Linked DNA regions of Homo sapiens: region 2 is linked to region 1. Evidence: chromatin loops called from intact Hi-C (ENCODE). Cell type or tissue: natural killer cell. All regions are shown on one strand. Each heading gives the region's core, and the rest is flanking DNA. Links, peaks and the distances in the headings are about the cores only.

Evidence for each region. A loop is a pair of places that touch in the nucleus more often than their neighbours do. Peaks named below come from ENCODE experiments on the same cell type or tissue, not always from the same donor. Only the 100,000 strongest peaks of a DNase experiment are listed, where the experiment ranks them.
Region 2: a loop joins it to region 1, with 13 times the contacts of the local background. A loop is called at or near these places in 3 of 110 quality-filtered maps.

Annotation. Positions count from the first base shown.
Region 1 is chr11:120,928,394-120,930,893 of GRCh38, forward strand. All of the region lies in intron 13 of GRIK4 (glutamate ionotropic receptor kainate type subunit 4), which reads left to right. Among named protein-coding and RNA genes, the nearest start is that of TBCEL, 94 kb to the right of the region's middle. RefSeq lists a silencer at 1,435-1,484. In natural killer cell, for the core only: CTCF peaks have their summits at 1,359, 1,560 and 1,759; a DNase peak (open chromatin) is centred at 1,418; H3K27ac peaks cover 316 bases.
Region 2 is chr11:120,656,626-120,661,500 of GRCh38, forward strand. GRIK4 (glutamate ionotropic receptor kainate type subunit 4) reads left to right here. Exons shown (of 21, transcript NM_014619.5): 3 at 3,644-3,775. The coding sequence starts at 3,694. Among named protein-coding and RNA genes, the nearest start is that of GRIK4, 150 kb to the left of the region's middle. RefSeq lists an enhancer at 3,632-4,132. In natural killer cell, for the core only: CTCF peaks have their summits at 3,629 (motif pointing right) and 3,828; no DNase peak of the experiment used is centred there.

The DNA.
Region 1 (2,500 bases), core at 1-2,500:
ATTATTTTGCCTATTTTAGAGATGAGGAAACTGAAGCTCAGATTTCTGGTAATTGCTCAGCTGGTGAATGGCAGAGTCGGGATTCAAACATGCATCTGCCTGACCCCAAAAAGCAAGAGGATTGAGGATTCGTGGGCCAGTGAATAGAAGCCTGTAACAAGAGGGTCAAGGGTAAATAGTATCTGCTTGGCCTCTTGAGTCAGCTTGGACCTCTGTGCCGCATAATTTCACCTGCAAATGAACTGCCAGCCCCTTCTTTCCTTAGCGCTGGTTCGTTCCTAAAATCTGCCCTCTATAGGCCAATAACACAGCCCTGTGCCGAGCCAACTAAATATTTCATGGGGACTTTAATTTAACTCTAAAGAAATTCATCCAGCCCCGAGAGTAAGCTGTAACCTCGAGAAATAGCACCAGGGAGCACTTGGACCTGCGGATGACATTGCCACTTTCCCAGGAATGCTAATGCTCCACTGGGCCTCTGCCTCTTCAATCATTGCTGTGGATAGGCCTGGCCCAGTGAGCAGGGATGATTTCTACAAACATGGGCTCGCACTGGTTAGCAAAGACGTGTGTGTGTGTGTGTGTGTGTGTGTGTGCGCGCGTGCACGCGTGTATGTGTGTGTGCGCACATGTGTGTGTGTGTGTGTGTCTGTGTGTTGGCACAGGTGAACAATTGGGTGCTATTTACTGTTCCTTTATTCCCTGATCTTTGTTCCTATATCCTGGTTCTGAAAGAAGGGAGAGGTGGTGGGGTTGGCATCCAGTCTCCCCAGTGGACAAGGACACCAAATATTTTGCAGGTGCCATGTGACCCCTAAGAGTTTCTCTTTGTCTCCAGCCCGCGGCGGGTGGCGTGGGCAGACAGCCTGACTCATGTGGCAGGAGAGCAGATGTGTGTGTTCTCAGGCATGTGACGCTGAAGTCTAAGGGATGAGCCCTGCGGATGCTCGTGTGGGCCAGGAGTGGGAGTGAGCCTCCCTGGCTCCTTCTGATCCCATTGCCCTGCAGCTCGGTGACCCCAGTGAGTCCTGGCAAGTTCCCTGGGCATCTCAATAGGTGCGGGTGGGAGGGAGAAAGCCGCCCGCAGGTAAACTGATCAAAAGACAGGAAGTGAGCAGATAATCTAATTTGAAATGGGCTGAGATACAGATGTTATTCTGCTCAAATGCACAGCACAAAAGGACTGGGGCCTGGGGAGAATTGGGAAGCAGCTCCGTGGAGCCAGTCTTCTGGCCTCTGGCTCAGCCTGGGCCTGTCATCTCCATTCCTTCCCGGGCTGTAATTAACACCCCTCCGCTGATAGCTGCTTTAAGCCAGATTGGAGCATGGGGCCCTTCCTCTTCTGGTTGGGCGTCCCACATGACACCGTCCAAGGTGTTAGAGGGAACCGGGTCTGGGGCAGGGCAAGGGGAGAAGGGCGCCCTCTAGTGGGGAACCTACGGCTTCAAGTCCTTAGGTTGGAGGATGTCTGATCGCATCCACAGCATGACCTGAATCTGGTTCTAATGTTCCAGCCTCCTGACAAAAATCCCTCCTGCATACAGGCATCTGTCAGAAATCAGCCTGCTTCAGCTGCCAGCAAGAAGGGGCTCGAGGGCAGGCCACGTTTGGGGGGGGGGTCCCCTCCTTACCCACGCTGTTGGCTGCACTGGCTCTTCACTAGGGACTGACTGTGTGCCCTCTTGGGGAAAGTCACTGCGAACAGTGCAGTAATAAGAAAGCCAAGCGCACAGTCCTGAGAATGTGTACATGGGGGTCTGAAGCTAGCTTTCTTCATGTCCTAGCTGCGTGTATTTGAGCAAATGATGAACCTCTCTGGGTCTCAGCGTCTTTGTCTCCAAAACAGGGCTAATGGCAGTTTTGAAATGTTGTTTATGTTAAATTTTTTCAAAGATTTGATCCCTGCTTCAAGAAGTTTATCTAATGTAGAGATAAGATATGCACACAAATGTAAACAGCAGTAATAGTAAGAGCTAACATTTATTGTGAGTTATCTGTGTCAGGCCTAAGCTTTGTGTGGGTTGCTCATTTAATTCCCATAGAAGCTCCATGGAGGTGGGAACTATCATTATCCCTACTTTACTGATGAAAAAACTGAGGCACAGAGAAGTTAAGGTCACGCAGCTCATAGGTGGCAGAGTTGGAGTGTGAGTCCAGGCATCCTGTACTAATACAAGGAAATTTATAGTATATGCCATGGTGGGTGGCATGAGCATTGCCTTCTCTCTTTGGCGACAGACAAGGGAGGGCTTATGCCTGAGAAGATGATCAGAGAAGGTTTTATGAGGATGGTAAACTTTGAATAGACCTTGAAGAGTAGGTGGAGTTGATGTTTGGACTTTTGATGTGGAGTAAATTTAACTGCAGAAAAGTACAAGGTGTGTTGAGAGCCAGCTGAGTTGGCCTGGCTGCAGGGGAGGGGCAGTGTCTGGGAGAGGAGTGATGGAGATGGGGCTGAACTTGCAGGAGTAGGCAGACCATGAGGGCCAGACTCCCACAT
Region 2 (4,875 bases), core at 2,376-4,875, 270 kb before region 1:
CGAGGCGGGTGGATCACCTGAGGTCAGGAGTTCGAGACCAGCCTGGTCATCATGGTGAAGTCCCATCTCCACTAAAAAATTAGCCAGGCTTGGTGGTGGGCATCTGTAATCCCAGCTACCTGGGAGGCTGAGGCAGGAGAATTGTTTGAACCTGGGAGGTGGAGGTTGCAGTGAGCCAAGATCGCGCCACTGCACTCCAGCCTGAGCGACAGAGCAAGACTCTGTCTCAAAAATAAATGTAGTCTCCAGGATCCACCAGTCTTTGGGGCCATGAGCAGCTTCACTCAGTTCCTCAGGCCTGCACGAACTGCGTGTAGTTCTGTCATCAAATAAAATTTACACAGGGTAATCTGACACCTATTTAGCAGTCTGCTTAATAATTATGGTGCAGCATGCTGATCAGGCATAAATGGAAGGCATTTGAGGTAAGTGATTGTATTTAGTAGTACTTTTATATAGCCTAACTGGATTATTACAGTTTTTTTCTCCTTGTTCCACTCAACAAATATTTATCCACTCAACAAATATTTATTAAGGCCGTATAATATACCAGGCACTGTTCTAGGCCCTGGGGATATAGTCCAAACAAGATTCCTGTCCTTGCCCCACCTCTATTGAGCTTAAATTCTAGTAGGGAGACAGAAAATCACTGAATAATCAACTTTATCCATAATAAGTAAGAATGTCTAGCTTCTCCTAAGACTGTGTTTGCTTTAATCTATCCCTGCACCAACACCCATGAATTAAAGAACAAAGATTCTGGGCCTGATTTGCCAACAGCGGAGTTGCCTTCACCCCCATCCTTTACTCTTTATCTTCCTCTGTCTTCCTCTAGCAGGTGATTGCTTGAGGCCTTCCATTCATTGAACAAATATGTGCTGTGCACCTATTATGTATAAATAGACCCTGGGGATGCAACAGGAACCTGGACACAGTCCTTGCCCTTAAGGAGCACATACTGATCCCAGGCCTAGACGCATAAAGGCAACAGCAGAGGCAGGAAAAGTGCTGCTCTCAGAGCCATGCCTGGGTGCTGATGGCTCACAGAGAGAGGCCCCATTCTGGCCATGGCAGGGGTGAGCAGAGGGGTGTTCTTTGGGCAGAAGGGATGCCCTGTGCACAGGAAGTGACAAGGCTCTGCGTGTGGATGAAATGTTGAGTGTGTTGGGGGAGGCGGAGTGTCCCTGAACAAGATTTTTTTCTGAGGCATAACACACATAAGGAAAAGTGCACACCCCATAAGTTTACAGCTCAGTGATCTTTCACAAAGTGAACACACCTCTGCAAGCAACACTCAGCGTGAAAACCAGAGAACATCACCAGCACTGGGGAGTCCCCTCGTGTCCCCTGCCATTCTCTACCCTAACCATGAAACTGGACTTCCAACAGCACAGAGTGGTTTGGTCTATTTTTACACTTTATATAGACAGAATTATTCTGTCTCTAGAATGTGTAATCTTTTGTAATCTTTTTACACTTTATATAGACAGAATTATTCTGTCTCTAGAATGTGTAATCTTTTGTACCAGTCTTTTTTTTTGCTAAATCTTATATTTATGAGATTCATCCTTGCTGTTGCATGTGGTTGTCGATTATTCATTTTCATTTCTGTATAACATTCCACTGTGTGCATATATAATGTATTTCTCCATCGTGCTGCTGGACATTTGGGTGGTTTCCAGTTTGGGGAAACGAAACCACCAGAGTGCTGCTATAGACATTCTAGTGCATGTCTTTGCTAATCATATACATGCATTTCTGCTTGATAAATACCTAGGAATAGAGTTAGTGGGTCATTAGGCTAGATGTAAAGCTCTAGTATACCAGTTTTCCAAAGTACTTATTTCAGTTTACACACCTACTACCACTGCATAAGAGTTCCAATTTGTCCACATCCTTGCTAACACTTAATGTTGTCTTTTTTTAAAATCATTATAGTGAGTGTACAGTAGTTTAAAATTTCATTTTCCTGATGCTTAATGAGGCTGAACACCTTTTCAGATGTTTGTAAGCCATTTGGATATCTTCTTTAGTAAAGTGTCTGTTCAAGCCTTTGCCCATTTTCCTATTGGATTGTCTGTCTAGGGGTTGGAGGACGAAACTTTTTTTTTTTTTTTTTTTTTTTTTTTTTTTTTTTTTTTGAGACGGAGTCTCGCTCTGTCCCCCAGGCTGCAGTGCAGTGGCACGATCTCGGCTCACTGCAAGCTCCACCTCCCCGGTTCACGCCATTCTCCTGCCTCAGCCTCCCGAGCAGCTGGGACTATAGGCGCCTGCCACCACACCTGGCTAATTTTTTGTATTTTTAGTAGAGATGGGGTTTCACCCTGTTAGCCAGGATGGTCTTGATCTTCTGACTTCGTGATCCACCTGCCTTGGCCTCCCAAAGTGCTGGGATTACAGGCGTGAGTCTGTATTAAAATTAAACATTTTAATACTACTCTCCCAATCCAGGCACCTGGGATTAGCATATCCAGGTGCTCATCAGCCGCACCCTCACCCCAGTGAAGCCAGCAGAGCTGGCTGTCGGCAGAATCTGGGTCTCAGTGGGGGCCAAGGCACGTGCTGCCTTGGGGAGAGGCAGCTCCCTGCAAGGTTCTGGATTTGACATCAGAGGCCCACCCACCTCAGGAAGGAGGAGAGGGATTGGTAGAGGTTGGGGGTGGGGCTGGTTTTCAGCGGTAGTAGAGCAGATGTGGAAAGCAGCTGATAACCTGGGAGGTGTGTGTCTGCTCTCCATATTTGCTAGGAATGGACCGCTCCCATCTGGGCCAGGGAGGACCTGACATTTATGTAGCACCTCATTTAGGCCAGACCCTGAGCATGGTGGCTTCTCCGATGTTACCTTGATTCTTCTTTAGTTCAACTCCACCAGGAGGGGTTGTTATAGTACTTTTACATGTGAGGACACTGAGCCGAGACACAGAGGGGACCTTGTGAAGGCCACACAACTGGCAAGTGGAAGAGCTGGCCTGAACCCAGTTTCCTCTCACACCTCTCCTCAGTGTGCAGTGCCTGTGCTGCGTTTGGGGAAATGGAGTAACCCTCCCAACTCTCCCATCCCTTCCTCTTCTGCTCACCCATGGCTCCAATTCCTTAAGGGCAGATGAGGGTTTTGTTTGTTTGAGACAAAGGCTCGCTCTGTCGTCCAGGCTGGAGTGCAATGGCGAATAGCGCAACCTCGGCTCACTGCAACCTCTGCCTCCTGTGTTCAAGTCTGTGACACAGGGTCCCGAGTAGCTGGAATTACAGGCATGCGCCACCATGCCCACCTAATTTTTGTATTTTTAGTAGAGACGGGGTTTTGCCATGTTGGCCAGGCTGGTCTCAAACTCCTGGCCTCAAGTGATCCACCCACTTTGGCTTCCCAAAGTGCTGGGATTACAGGCGTGAGCCACTGTGCCTGGCTGCGAGCAGATGAGGTTCTTCATTTCTAATGACACGCCATGAATCATCCAACCACAGTTACAGCAACCTGCCCCATGTCGGTCACAGAGCTGAAGTTAGAACCTGAGCCTTCTTTGAGCCCGGCATGTAAGGAGGAAAGACAAAGGGGCCTCTCCGGCTCCTGGGTGTCACTGGGATGGTGGGGCAGCTGCCTAGCTGGAGCCTGGGACTCACGTGCCCCCAACCCCCTCTCTCGCAGAGTTATGTCATGCCCAGGCCAGCAGGGGGCTCCATGAGGATTCATAGAAGATGCCCCGCGTCTCGGCGCCTTTGGTGCTGCTTCCTGCGTGGCTCGTGATGGTCGCCTGCAGCCCGCACTCCTTGAGGATCGGTAAGTGTGGCCCAGCTTGGGGCAGTGCCCCCACCCACTATCCCAGGTGTCCACAAGGGACATGAGAGTGCTGCACAGGACTTGGGGAAGCTGCCCAGCCCGTGCACTGTGCCCTCCCTGAGTGTGGCTGGGGTGAACATGCAGGTGGTGGTGGTGGAGGCAGCTGACAGGTGACCACTCCGATCTGGTCAACCTGCTGAGCTCCCCGGCCACTAGAATAAAGATGCTGATAACTCCCTAGTGCAGTCAATGTAGGTTCAGCCTAGCAGGTTAAGAGGCAGCTGTCGGGGAAAAAGGAGGGTGAGGATGGCCATGGGGACTCCAAATCTAGGGCTGGAGATGGGAGAAGAGGTCCCTTCTTTCCTGTGATCAGTCCAAGAAGGCTTCCTGGAGAGAGTGCTATGTCCACAACTTGGAAGAAGCCAGGAGTCTGCTGGCGTGGCCTGGCTGCTTGGAAGGGCCCTTGACATTGGGTCTGCTTGCTGTGGCCTGGCTCTGAGAGGGAGGGCAGGGTCATGTGAGTCTCTCCCTTGCCTTGTTGCTGTGGGACGCCCACTTTAGGTGTGGGCAGGCGGGCTTCCACCTGAGCCCTCAGCATCCCATCCCTGGAGGGGCGGGTCTGGGAAGTCAGGTGCCTCCTCCCTGCTGGGACTGAACAAGACTTGTCAACTGCAGGTTGAGGCTCTCTAGATCCTGGTTCCTGGGGACACAGCCAGCCACAGGGACAAGGACACAGTTCAGTCCGGCAGGCGCAGTGTGGTCATCTGATGGCCCAGCAACAGAGAACCCATGGAATTAGGACAGATGTGGGGTGTCGGGGATCAGGGGTGTCTATGTGTACATCGGGGGATGGGGATTAGTGTGGACAGGTGGGTGGGGCACAGCAGTGACAAACCCAGAAAGGTAGGTTGATGGCCACAAGACGACCCATCCAACAGCAGGGCCCCAAGGGTAGAGTTAAGTGACAGCCCTAGAGGAACTCAAATACCAGGCAGGTTACCCCAACGGATAACCACATGAGGCCCCTCTTCCCACACTGGGGGTGGGGTTGGGGGTGGGAGCAAAGGCAGGAATCTAGATCTTAAACCTGAGCCTGAAAG